Regions from separate parts of the Homo sapiens genome. Here all the other regions are linked to region 2. The links are chromatin contacts, found by Hi-C or POLR2A ChIA-PET in ENCODE. All regions are on one chromosome and are shown on one strand. The core of a region is the stretch at or near the end of the contact, and the rest is flanking DNA. Distances in the headings are between cores, read along the strand shown. Region 1 holds the start of DGKD (diacylglycerol kinase delta). Region 2 overlaps INPP5D (inositol polyphosphate-5-phosphatase D). Region 3 overlaps GIGYF2 (GRB10 interacting GYF protein 2).

Evidence for each region. A loop is a pair of places that touch in the nucleus more often than their neighbours do. ChIA-PET counts read pairs that join two places held with the same protein, here RNA polymerase II (POLR2A). Pooled maps may share reads with other maps.
Region 1: a loop to region 2 is called in a map of B cell, with 2.1 times the contacts of the local background. The contact joins the promoter of DGKD here to the enhancer-like site in region 2. A Hi-C loop is called at or near these places in 1 of 168 maps with a recorded cell type or tissue (B cell), 1 of 37 single-sample maps with no recorded cell type and 4 of 50 pooled maps. POLR2A ChIA-PET finds 5 or more read pairs at or near these places in 1 of 52 experiments (GM12878).
Region 3: a loop to region 2 is called in a pooled map, with 4 times the contacts of the local background. The contact joins two enhancer-like sites. A Hi-C loop is called at or near these places in 2 of 50 pooled maps. POLR2A ChIA-PET finds 5 or more read pairs at or near these places in 2 of 52 experiments (HCT116 and HEK293).

The regions. Positions count from the first base shown.
Region 1 is chr2:233,351,882-233,355,814 of GRCh38, forward strand. DGKD (diacylglycerol kinase delta) reads left to right here and starts at 2,613. Exons shown (of 30, transcript NM_152879.3): 1 at 2,613-2,793. The coding sequence starts at 2,638. RefSeq lists enhancers at 2,063-2,122, 2,263-2,312 and a silencer at 2,563-2,802.
Region 2 is chr2:233,097,823-233,102,054 of GRCh38, forward strand. The region is part of intron 2 of INPP5D (inositol polyphosphate-5-phosphatase D); the gene reads left to right. Among named protein-coding and RNA genes, the nearest start is that of INPP5D, 40 kb to the left of the region's middle. Within about 2 kb of position 2,654, at least 7 of the 41 ENCODE cell types and tissues checked have a DNase peak (open chromatin) inside an H3K27ac peak, as active enhancers do; they include B cell and GM12878, where a contact is called at or near this core.
Region 3 is chr2:232,852,021-232,856,215 of GRCh38, forward strand. The region is part of intron 28 of GIGYF2 (GRB10 interacting GYF protein 2); the gene reads left to right. Among named protein-coding and RNA genes, the nearest start is that of SNORC, 16 kb to the right of the region's middle. Within about 2 kb of position 2,256, at least 5 of the 41 ENCODE cell types and tissues checked have a DNase peak (open chromatin) inside an H3K27ac peak, as active enhancers do.

The sequences.
Region 1 (3,933 bases), core at 1,363-3,862, 250 kb after region 2:
AACCTCTGTCTCCGGGGTTCAAGTGATTCTCCTGCCTCAGCCTCCCGAGTAGCTGGAACTACAAGCGCCCGCCACCACGCCAGGCTAATTTTTTGTATTTTTAGTAGAGACGTGGTTTCACCGTGTTAGCCAGGATGGTCTCGATCTCCTGACCTCGTGATCCGCCTGCCTCAGCCTCCCAAAGTGCTGGGATTACAGGCGTGAGCCACCGCGCCCGGCCGGCAACAGCATTTTAATGGCCTCCCTATTTCTAGTCTTCTCTCCTATGGATCATTCTCTGCCCAGACACATGAGTTCCTCTGCTTTCCCAAACCCCCTTGCCAGCTCCAGTGCCCACGGGACTGAAGTCCTTGCCTCAGAGCAGGGCCGGGAGGCTACTCTGCATCCTGGCGCCGCTGCTCACCTCCCTGCCTCCCGCACCCGCCTTGCTACCGGCTTCACCAAAATCCCTCGTCACCCGCTCTGCTCACCTGGTAGGGGTAGTCTCCCCGTTTTTGCGTTTTCCTGGGAAACTCCCTTCATATCTGACCTCTCCATTCCAATCCCAAACCCTGCTCAGGTCACCCGGCTCCCCCGCGGAATGAAGGAATGAACTGTTTCTTCCCCTGTGCGTCCCCGCCCCTCCTCCGCCTTGCACACTCCTCCAGGGTTTTGCCTCTGTGTATCACTCCACATGTAGTTAATTGATAGAAAAGTCCCAACCCTGTGGGGAGGCTGGAGCCCTTTGTGCCTGCATGAGTTCCCTAGGGCTGCCAGAGCACTGCACCATAGGCCGGGCGGCTTCCACCACAGGAATTGACGCTCTCGGTTCTGGTGGCTGGAAGTGCGAGATCACGGTGTCGGCAGGGGGAGTTCCATCGGAGGCCTTTCTCCTTGGCTTGTAGATGCCATCTTCTCCCTGTGTCTTCACATGGGCTGCCCTCTGTGTGTGTCTGTGTCCTCATCTCCTCTTTTTATGAGGACGCCAGTCATACCGGATTAGGGATCACCCCTGTGACCTCATTTTAACTTCATTACCTTTTTAAAAACCTTAACTCCAAATGCAGTCACATGCTGAGGTACTGGGGGTTAGGACTTCAACATATGAATTACGGGAGGACACAGTTCAGCATGCGACTGTGCTGCAGAACTTTCTGGGGGGACGGGGGAAGTGTTTTATATTTGTGCTATCCAGCGTGGCAGCTGCTAAGCCACATGCGGCTACTGAGTCCCTGAAATGTGGCTCCTGTGGCTGAGGAACGGAATGCTGAATTCTAACTAATTGAAATTTAAGTAGCCACATGTGGCTAGTGGCTATAGTACCCTGGGGCACCATGGGGCCTTCGGCCTGTCCCGGACTGTTCCTGCCTTAGGCCTTGTCCTCCTCTGTCCTGGCCGTGAGCCCATGCCCCTGGCCGTGTCCCCATGCCAGATGCCACTCTGCAGCCCCAGGTCACTGCCCAGGGCGGCGCGGCCAGCGAATGCCTATTGGCAGGCGAGGTCTCTAGCGGCAGCCCTTTGACAGGGAGAGGGCACACCTGGGCAGTCCCTTACTGATTTGCCCCTCAGAGCAGGGCAGACAGATGGACAGCATTTCCTCTGGGTGGCACCAAGCCCTGCTCCACCTGGATGGCACCAAAAACTTAGCTGATCTCATCTCCAGCTTCGCTTCCTCCTCTTCTGCCCAGAGCAGCGCTGGACCCCACCCGCCCACCATCCAGCAGCCCCCCTGGGAAACATGGGACTCGTTCTGGTCACCTCTGTCTCCCTCCAGTCGCTGGTCACTCCCCACCTGGATCTCAGTCCACGTCTCTATCTCTCAGCCCCTCGGTAATCCAGGGCGTCCACCTGCCCTGATAACTTCAAAGCCCGGATCACAGGCCCCAGCGTGGTGACCCAGCCCCGCCCAGGGTTAAATCCCTCAAGGGCTTCCTGCTGCCTTCCATCCCCTTATCTGGTTTCCAAAGCCCGCTTCGACCTGCCCGCCCCGAGGCTCATATCTTAATGCCATTTTCCTTGCTCTAAGCACCAGCTTCCCTTTCTTCCCCCGTCTTCGCCCAACACTCGTTCTTTCTTGCCTCCAGGCCTTTGCACAAATCTGGTCTCTGCCTAGAACATGGTTCCCTCTCTAGTCACAACTCCTGCTCACATTTTCCATCTCTCCTTAAGAACCGTTTTCTCCAGGAAGCCTTCCCAGATGGAGCGGTGCATCCCAGCTCTGGCGTCCCGAGGCCCGTCCCAGTACCGGGGTCTCTTTCCAGCACGCGCGCGCGCATTCGAGCTCGCCCCAAACTCGGCCACACAAGGCTGGGCAGGACAGACACAGCCCCAGCCTGCCTGAGGTTACCTACATTCTGATGCGGAAGAGTAGAGATGTTTTAAGAAGTGAATATAGAAACAAGAACACAAACGGCGTTCCAGAAATAACACACAGAAGCCACGGCCCGGAGAGGTGGGCGGGGGGCCCGGGACGCTTCAGGTGGGGGCGGGGAGGGGCCGCGCGGCGCCGTCTGCAGCTGCGCGCATGGCCGGCAGGGGGCGCGGCGGGGAGAGGCGGGAGGCCGCCCCCACCGCCCCCGGCCCGGCCCGCCCTCGGCCCCGCCCCTCCCGCCGGCCCCGCCCCGCCCCCGCCCGCGGTGCGCGCGCTGGCCCGGCAGCATGGCGGCGGCGGCGGGCGCCCCTCCGCCGGGTCCCCCGCAACCGCCTCCGCCGCCGCCGCCCGAGGAGTCGTCCGACAGCGAGCCCGAGGCGGAGCCCGGCTCCCCACAGAAGCTCATCCGCAAGGTGTCCACGTCGGGTCAGATCCGACAGAAGGTGAGCCCGCGGCGCGGCGGCCCGGGCGCGCGCCCCTCACGCCGCGGCAGCCCCGGCCGAGGCCCGTGGCCCTGCCCGAGCGGCCGCCCAGGCCCGGCTCGGCCCGGCCCGGGGTCCCGCGGGCGTCACCGCCCCTGTCGAGCGTGCCCCGCCGCTGTAACGGGCCGGCGCCCCGGGCGGAGCGCGCGGCCCCCGACGGACGGCGGGCGGCTGTGGGGCCGGGCGGGGGGCGCGCAGGTGGGCGCCCCGGGCGCCGCGCGCTGGGCGGGGGGCGCGCGCCGAGTTGGGCCGCGAGGACCCGGAGGAAACTGAGGCCTAGATGCAGGGGACTGCGCTCGTGCCACCGAGCGGGTCCCACGCGGGGGCTCCCGGCTGCGCCCCGCGGGCGTCCGCGGTCCCCAAACCCCGGTTCTGCACGTTTCTCAGGAGCGGTCGGGTGGTGTCCCGCGAGTGCCCTGCAGACTTCCCTGTGGTGCCCTCAGAAGTCCGCTCGGACCCGGGTGCGAGGGATCACCCCTTCACCCCTTCATCCCAAAAGGGAAGGAAGGGATGCGCGTTCAGTGACCGTCTCTCTCAGCAAAGCCGGGACCGCGCACCCGCTTGGCACCCAACTCTCCACGGAGAACTCCTGACGCTAAATGTTAGATAAAGACGCACGTCCTTTTTGCAGGAGGAAAGTTGCACCGTTTGTTTTCCCATTGTGCTTCCTATTGAAAACAGCTTACGGTTTTTGCTCCAGGTGAGCCCGCCCGGTTAGAACACTGCTTCCTCAGGCAGGTGGCTGGACAGGTGGCTGCGAGCAGGCTGGGTCCCTGGGGCAGCTCTGGCAGATCCGGTTGGCACGGACTTTCTCCTCCTGCTGCAGTGCGCTTTTCCTCCGGGGCGGATTAGGTTCAGCCGTTCCCTTCACCGTGGGAGCCTTCTCTTCTGTCAGCCTTTGATACCTGCGATGGGGGAACCTGAGGTCCTAACATGTTACAAACAGGTTTGTTGTGAAGTGCTCCAGTTATTCAGCAAATAGGTACCGAACACCTGCTTTGTTCCGGGTATAACAGTAGCAGTAGTGATGATAATGATAGCAATAGCAAATAACAATTCTTTAATAAGCCTTCTATGTGCCAGGCACTTTCTTGGGTTAGC
Region 2 (4,232 bases), core at 1,404-3,903:
TTGTGCTGGCTGGGACCCGCCGTGCAATGCTGCAGATCAGTGGCATGGTGCTTTTGGTTGTCTCATTTCTTTTTTTTTTTTTGAGACAGAGTCTCACTCTGTCGCCTAGGCTGGAGTGCAGTGGCGCGATCTCGGTCACTGCAACCTGCACCTCCCAGGTTCGAGCAATTCTCCCACCTCAGCCTCCTGAGTAGCTGGGATGACAGGCATGCGCCACCATGCCTGGCTAAATTTTGTATTTTAAGTAGATTTAAAATACAGGGTTTCACCATGTTGGCCAGGCTGATTTCGAACTCGTGACCTTAAGTGATCCACCTGCCTCAGCCTCCCAAAGTGCTGGGATCACAGGGATGAGCCACTGCACCCGGCCTTGGTTGTCTCACTTCCGATTTCCAAGGATGTTTCTGCTCCAGGAGGAGGATGCAAGTCAAAGACAAGGAGTGCAACAGGAGTGCTGGGAGATGGGCACTCACCGAATGGTGCCCAAATGGGACCAGCACCGTGGATAGGAGCTGGAAAACTTAGCCAGTGGTGAGCCACAGGGTCTTCTGAGCCAGCTCAACCCACTGCGAGGCTCCTCTTTGGTGAGACGTGGTGCTGGAGGCGTGGTCAGGGCCAGACACCAGGAAACTCTCAGGCCACAACCTGTATATCTCTAGATAGTTCTGGTCTTCTTTAACGTGTTCCTTGAATAGAGCAGAAATCGGCCTCCTATAAAATCCACTCCTGGATCCCGGTTCTCCCCTCAGGAGATACATGGAAGCCTCAACTGTTTGAAAAACCAGGCAGGTCTCTCTTGAGGTTTCTTCAGGCCAAACCCTCTGGGTTACTTCAGCCATTCCGCACGCCCCTCTTAACCCCAGGCCATCCCAGATCCACCTCCCATGACACACTCAACCTGGTGCCTGTCCTTCCTAATGGGGGTCTCAGAACCCAAGGCCTGCAGAGTGGACTGACCCTCCCACCGGGCGCCCCTCCACGAGTGCAGTCTCACAGACAGTGGCACCAGGGGGCGCCCATTCAGCGATCCAGCTTCACAATGTATTTGCCATCGACTAAAATGCCATCGTCTTTTTCACATGTGCTCCTGCTAAGCTAGATTTGGAACTTTATTTTTATTTATTTATTTATTTATTTATTTATTTTTGAGACAGAGTCTCACTCTGTCGTCCAGGCTGGAGGGCAGTGGTGCGATCTTGGCTCACTGCAACGTCCGCCTCCTTGTTCAAGCAATTCTTCTGCCTCAGCCTCCGGAGTAGTTGGGATTATAAGTGTGCGTCACCATGTCTGGCTAATTTTTGTATTTATAGTAGAGGCGAGGTTTTGCTATGTTGGCCAGGCTGGTCTCGAACTCCTGACCTCAGGTGATTCACCCACCTTGGCCTCCCAAAGTGCTGGGATCACACGTGTGAGCCACCGTGCCCAGCCGAGACTTGGAACTTTAGATTGTTTTGTCCTAAACTTCCCATGGCTACACCAGCCCGTTACTCCAGACCATTGAGGTCAGCTTCATCCTGGCTCTAGCACCTGGCATGTGTGCCATCCTCCTAGCTGGATGGCAGCCCCACATTGGAAGGCCTGCCTCCTGGATCCTTATCTGAATTGCTGATGTGAATGAAAGGAGGAACCAACAGCACAGACGCCTATGTCTGGACTGACACTGGTGTGGCCTCAGCCAGGCCCATCTCTCTCCCTGTGCTCTTCAACAACAACAAAATCACAAATGAACCCCATAAAATGCTTTATGGAAACCTATAGATATCAGATTAAAGATCACAATCTGGTGGCCCCTATGTTGGATTTAGTGTTCTGTTCACCCAACCCATATTTTTAAAAATTATGAACCAGTTACAAGCATTTTTAAAAATTCAGAGATTTCTACATAATAATCTGGATTTTCAGCTTTCCTTGAAAAATCTGAAGATCTGATACCCTTGATTATTCCACAGTGATGTAGCTGGGGTGGGGCGTGTATTAGTCTGTTTTCACGCAGCTGATAAAGACATACCTAAGACTGGGCAACTTACAAAAGAAAGAGGTTTAATGGACTCACAGTTCCACGTGGCTGGGGAGGCCTTACAATCATGGCGGAAGGTGAAGGGCACATCTCATGTGGCAGACAAGAGAAGAATGAGCTTGTGCAGTCAAACTCCCATTTCTAAAGCCATCAGATCTCATGAGACCCATTCACTATCACGAGAACAGAGCCGCCATAATTCAATCACCTCCCACCGGGTTCCTCCCACGACACGTGGGAATTGTGGGAGTTACAATTCAAGATGAGATTTGGGTGGGGACACAGTCAAACCATATCAGAGTGGAAGCATTCCCTTTCAATGGGGCAGTTCTCTTTGATGTGTCACCATCCCCACCTCGCCCTGTCGCCTCACTCGCAGCCTGTTCCACTCATTTACATCACCCGCCTGACTGCTGTAGGCCACTGAGCTATGATATTCATCAGACGCAACTAATTACCCAACTTGTGAGGCCAGCAACCACACACTGGTAAACAGGTTTAGTTGACTTGGTGTGTTCCCAGTGACCTCCTGCTGGTTCCCAGGCCCAGCACCTGCTTTGCCTCTCCTCACAGATCATGCTGTTAGTAATCTCATCTAGCCTCTTGCCTGGGGTGGACGTCAAGCTCACTACACTGTAAACTCCAAAACAGCCCACGTTACTCCCGGTGACAATCAGAATTCCCCCTGGCCTGCCCTCAGGTGTCCTGGCTCTCTCCTCTCAGCATCCCCCATGGACTCATGGGCACCCCCGGTTGAGCTCGCTCACCCAGAGCTCTCTCTCTTCCCTGGGATGAGGCTTGGTTCTACGGAAGCTGGGGTCGTCACAGCCTGTTTTCTGCCTTGGGGTTTGGTCCCAGTTCCTCAGAGCAGTGACTTTCAGTTCCTTTGCAGGTGTGACCTGTCTGCTCCTGTTAGAGCCTCCTTTCCCCAGAGGGCAGGGTGGGCCCCACTGGGGAGCTGGAGGGCTCACTTTTGTCACTGCACTTGCCACCCAGAACACTGTTACTGTCCCTTTCTGGCATTTCTTGGTTTCAGACAATCTCACCTACCCCTCAAAGAAGGCGGAAGCTTCCTGTCGTGGTCTGGCCCTTTGCCATCTTTCAGTGTTCCTCACTGAACGGTAATCCCCTCCGTGTGCCCCCAACGAGTCATTCACCATCTTGTGCTAACTGCATTTCTTCCTGATCCAAACTTGCTTTCTGGAGATGGGGGCCATGCAGAAGGGAAGGCGGGTGTATCAGGAGGTCTGGTCTCTGGGGACTGAAGGGATGATTTTGCCAAAAGGGTCAATGTCACTGGACCACATGCCATGGTAAACCTTGGACAACCAGTTCTCCAGGGAAGAAAACAAGCCCGTGATTTGTAGTGTTTGCCTATTTCTACCGTGGAGACACTCTAACCACAGCTCCCACCAGAGTGGCTGCATTCACAACCAGCTCTTGGGGTTCCTGGAAAACTGGGATTTGAGCCTGTAGGAGCCAGTGCCAGCACCCCATGGGCATGTGTGTTATCAGCTCACATCTGCCAAGTCCTGGCGAGGTCTGCCTGCCTCTAGGACTGTAGACGTCTTTATTAGAGACTCCTGTCACACCTGTTAGGAGTCAGACAGATTAATAATCACTTCTTTTTATTTAGAGCTCTTTTAATCCCCAAACTCTTATTTATAAGTTATTTTATAAATTAATAATGATATATCATATATTATATTATAATTAATAATGACATATATGTCATATAACATTATTAAAATCAATTAATTATTAAATAATTATAATATATAATTATATATTATATTATTATTAAATATATAACATATAATAGATATTATATATTACATATTATATAAGTAGTAATTGCATATTATATAAATAATATATATTATATATAATATAAATATATTTATTTATTATAAATTATATTTATTTATATTATATTTATAATTACATTATATTATATTAACTTATTTATAAGTTAATCAGTTTTACCTCTTCCTTGTGATCAGGTTTGGGAAGGATGTTTTTTCTACCTGCCTGGTCTGCTTCCTTGACTGTGTGATCAGGGTCAAACTGCCCATTCTTCTGAGCTTCAGTTTATTTATCTGAGAAATGGGAGTTGCTGGTCCATTAGCACAGTTAGCAGAGCAGGTGCTGCATGATGACCGTGGCTCTCACTGACTGGGAGCCACGCCCCGGGCTCTGTTAGTTCGTTAAACCA
Region 3 (4,195 bases), core at 1,006-3,505, 250 kb before region 2:
TGTGAAATGATAAGCAGTGGAACATGGCACAGGCTGAGGGGAATTGAGTGTTGACTGGGTTGAGTTTGAAATGTCTGTGGGACATCATGAAGAGCGTGAGACCCCGCACAGTGAGAGGCAGGTGGTAACCTTACTGTACCCTTGGTAGGATTCTCTCTTTCCCTCAGAGCCTTCCAGCCCTGGTGAAAACAACATGACAGTAAAACCTAACTTTTAGGACTGTCCTTTAGAATTGGTGCCTGAAGCCAGACGCGGTGACTCACGCCTGTAATCCCAGATCTTTGGGAGGCTGAGGCGGGTGGATCGCTTGAGGTCAGGAGTTGGAGACCAGCCTGGCCAACATGGTGAAACCTCGTCTCTAGTAAAAATACAAAATTAGCTGGGCGTGGTGGTGGGTGCCTATAATCCCAGCTACTCGGGAAGCTGAGGCAGGAGAATCACTTGAGCAGCCTAGGAGGCGGAGGTTGCAGTGAGCTGAGATCACGCCACTGCACTCCAGCCTGTGCGACAGAGTGAGACTCCGTCTCAAAAAAATAATAATTTAAAATAATAATGTTTAAAATATTATTTAAAAATAATAATAACAAAGAATTGGTGCCTGAAAGCTGGGTTTGGGAACTTGTAGATCTGGTGCAATTCTGTTTTCCTCTGCTTGTCTCAAAAGTTGATAAGGATGGATGGAGCAGCCTGAAATTTTTTCCAATTTGGATGAAATTGGTGAATAGATTTTAAAACATTCCTTAAATTCTAACTGTGGGTTCTAGCTAAGAAGCTTTGGGACTTGAGGATAGGCTGTTAGGGAAAAGGTTGCTCTGAAAATGAGGTCAGACCGTTTGGACTTAAATATTCCCTTGGATCTCATCTTCTATTTATAGATCTAAGAAAGGAAGGGACTTTAAAAACCTCACTATAAGGGTGTGGGAGATAGGTCATCCTAGGAGTAGAGTTTAAGGAATCCATATACCTTGAAGGGGAAGAAAAACAAACGTTGAACAAAGTATTGAGGATACTCACTGAGGTTATGAAAATTACTGCTCACCTAAACCTCACTCTGGAAATTCCTCTCATAATTGCTCATTTTTGTCCTATACTTATTTCATTTTCATTTATTACTTTTTAATTTACATATTTCATATAATTTGTATACTGAGAAAAAATTAATAACTATCCATTAGCTACACATTCCCCATGCATAAAATGGGAAAATGGGAAGTCTTCGTTGAAAAAGCAGTCACTGATGGAAAGAGAATTTTGCTTCTAAAACAAACCAGCAGAGGGGGCCACAGCCTCATTTTAATTATCAATATTCTCCAGTATCTCCTATCTTCAGTAGGCTTCCTCCACCTCCCGGGTTCAAGTGATTTCCCCTGCCTCAGCCTCCCGAGTGCTGGGACTACAGGTGCGTGCCACCACGCCAGCTACTTTTTGTATTTTAGTAGAGATGGGGTTTCACCATGTTGGCCCGGATGGTCTTGATCTCCTGACCTCGTGATCTGCCCGCCTTGGCCTGCCAAAGTGCTGGGATTATAAGGGTGAGCCACCGTGCCCGGCTGGCTTCCTCTTTTTTTAGAGCTCTTCAGGTGGTCATTGTGAATCAGCAACCTGCACTCAGATGTGATAAACACACAATACAGTTTCTCCCCAGACTTTCCTTGTAAGAACAACCTCACAAATCTTAAAGAACTCATGTGAGTGAGACTATGCTCTGAACCTCACAGAATGTCATCTTTAGAGCCAGGCATAGTGGATTGAATCCGTGTTTGTGTTGCCTTGGGTTTCACAGTACCCAGAACTTTCCCTTACATCAAATGGCTGAATTTGATAAAGAATGGCATTCAGCCAAAGGATGAATGCATACCTTGCTGGTTTTTTAAATGACAGTTAAATGAGAATATGTCTGTTTGCTAAAAGCCTAGACTGATAATTAACATATTAATCAACTTTTTTTGGCCACAGACTTTTCCCTTCCTGTCTTTGCATGAGTAAAATTAATTTAGCTTTTAAATTACACTTCCACTTCTTTTGCATATAGTTCATTATTGCCTTTTATCACATTTTATCTGTTCTTAAGATACACGTGAAGTCAATGAAAAATCTGCCTCAGAATAAAGTAGTATTTTATTTCATAGACTGGCCTTTAGGTTCTTGTACTTGCCTAATTAACTGTTACTTTAAAAACATAAACATTAGGGTCAGGCACGGTGACTCATGACTGTAATCCCAGCACTTTGGGAGGCCAGCGTGGGCGGATTGCTTGAATCCAGGAGTTGGGGACCAGCCTGGGCTACATGCCAAAACCTTGTCTCTACAAAAATTACAAGAATTACTTGGGTGTGGTGGCACCCGCTTATAGTCCCAGCTACTGGGGAGGCTGAGGTGGGAGGATCGCTTCAGCCTGGGAGGTGGAAGTTGCAGTGAGCCAAGATCACACCACTGCACTCCAGCCTGGGCGACAGAGTGAGACCTTGTCTTTAAAAATACATATATATGTATATATATATAAACACTAAGGCTGTCACTATTTTCAAGGGGGAAGAAAAAGACTTGTGGGTTATTGGAACACAGTTGATGGGGTCAAACTCAGGATGGGGTTTGGAATCCTAGCCTCTCCCTATATTTGGTCTTGTAAGCAGTTGGTACCACAGCTTTTTTGGTTAATAAATAGGCATGTTTATTTTTTTGAATCATGATATTTTTGAGTCAGTTAATTAAGGTATTTTATGTAAGGCATTTTTGTTTATTACTGTTACATTTCAAATGTGTATTTATTTGAAAACTTGAACATGAAAAAACAAGAGGCTGCAGAAAACCCAGCTAATATTAACAGAACTGCTTTTAGAATAAGGACATTGCCTGTTTACTTTTTGGTATTCAAATAACTAAAACAGTTTGGGATTTTATTCAAGGTAGAAGAACTGGAACATTTTTGGGGAGTCACTCAGTTTAAAGAGGCATTGTTCATCATTTTTATCAACCTCCAATTATAGAAGTTTTGGAAAAATTACATACATGTGACCATTGGGCATTCGGCATTAGGTTTTCTTTTTTTCTTTTTCTTTCTTTTTTTTTTTTTTTTTTTTTTTTGAGACAAGGTCTCACTCTGTTGCCCAGGCTGGAGTGCAGTGATGTTATCTCAGCTCACTAAAATCTCTGCCTCCTGGGTTCAAGCAATTCTTGTGCCTCAGCTTCCCGAGTAGCTGGGATTACAGGCGTGCAGCGCCACGCCCAGCTAATGTTTTGTATTTTGAGTAGCGACAGGTTTTTGCCATGTTGGCCAGTCTGGTCTCTAACTCCTGGCCTCAAGTAATCCACCCACCTCGGCCTCCAGTGTGCCCAGCCAGCATTAGGTTTTCAGCTGTCAGTTGTGTTTGTGAGTACTGCTTATTGCCTTCAATGGGTATGCTAGTACTGCTTTTTCTAAGCCAAATTCCCTTTTGGTTAATCAAACATTGCTAACTGAAATCTTTTCCTTTGCAGATATATTTACAGTAGATCGAGTTAGAGTACTTTAATCTTCTTGCTCTGTCTACTGTGGGAAAGAGAATATGCGAGGACTCTAAGGATCTTAATAGTGTGTCTTCCATGGAGCCTCTTACCCTGAGTATCAAAAGCTCTGGGCCAGAACTTTCATAAAGTTTTTGACTGGTGGGAAGAAGTATTCCCATTAAAGTGGGTTGAGGTTTAAAGGGGTATTAATCCCACTCAGATTTCAAAGTTATGTGGTCAAGTAGTTACAAAGAACTTAGTGTATACAACCCTCCATGGTAACCCCCCTGCCCACCCCCATCTCTTTTAAGGTAGACCTCCTGCATGAACTTTCCTCCAGGGCCAGCCCAGCCTGTCCTTGATACACACTCACATCCCATTCTTTTCTCTGATTCTCTGAAGCAGTGGTTTGCAGGGGGTTTTTTTGTTTTGTTTTTTTTTTGAGACAGAGTCTCGCTCTGTCACCCAGGCTGGAGTGCAGTGGCGCGATCTCGGCTCACTGCAAGCTCCTTCGACCAGGTTCAAGCAATTCTTCTGCCTCAGCCTCCCGAGTAGCTGGGACTACAGGTGCCCACCACCACACCTAGCTAATGTTTTTTTGTATTTTTAGTAGAGACGAGGTTTCACTATGTTAGCCAGGATGGTCTCGATATCCTGACCTCATGATCCGCCTGCCTTGGCCTCCCAAAGTGCTGAGATTAAGGCATGA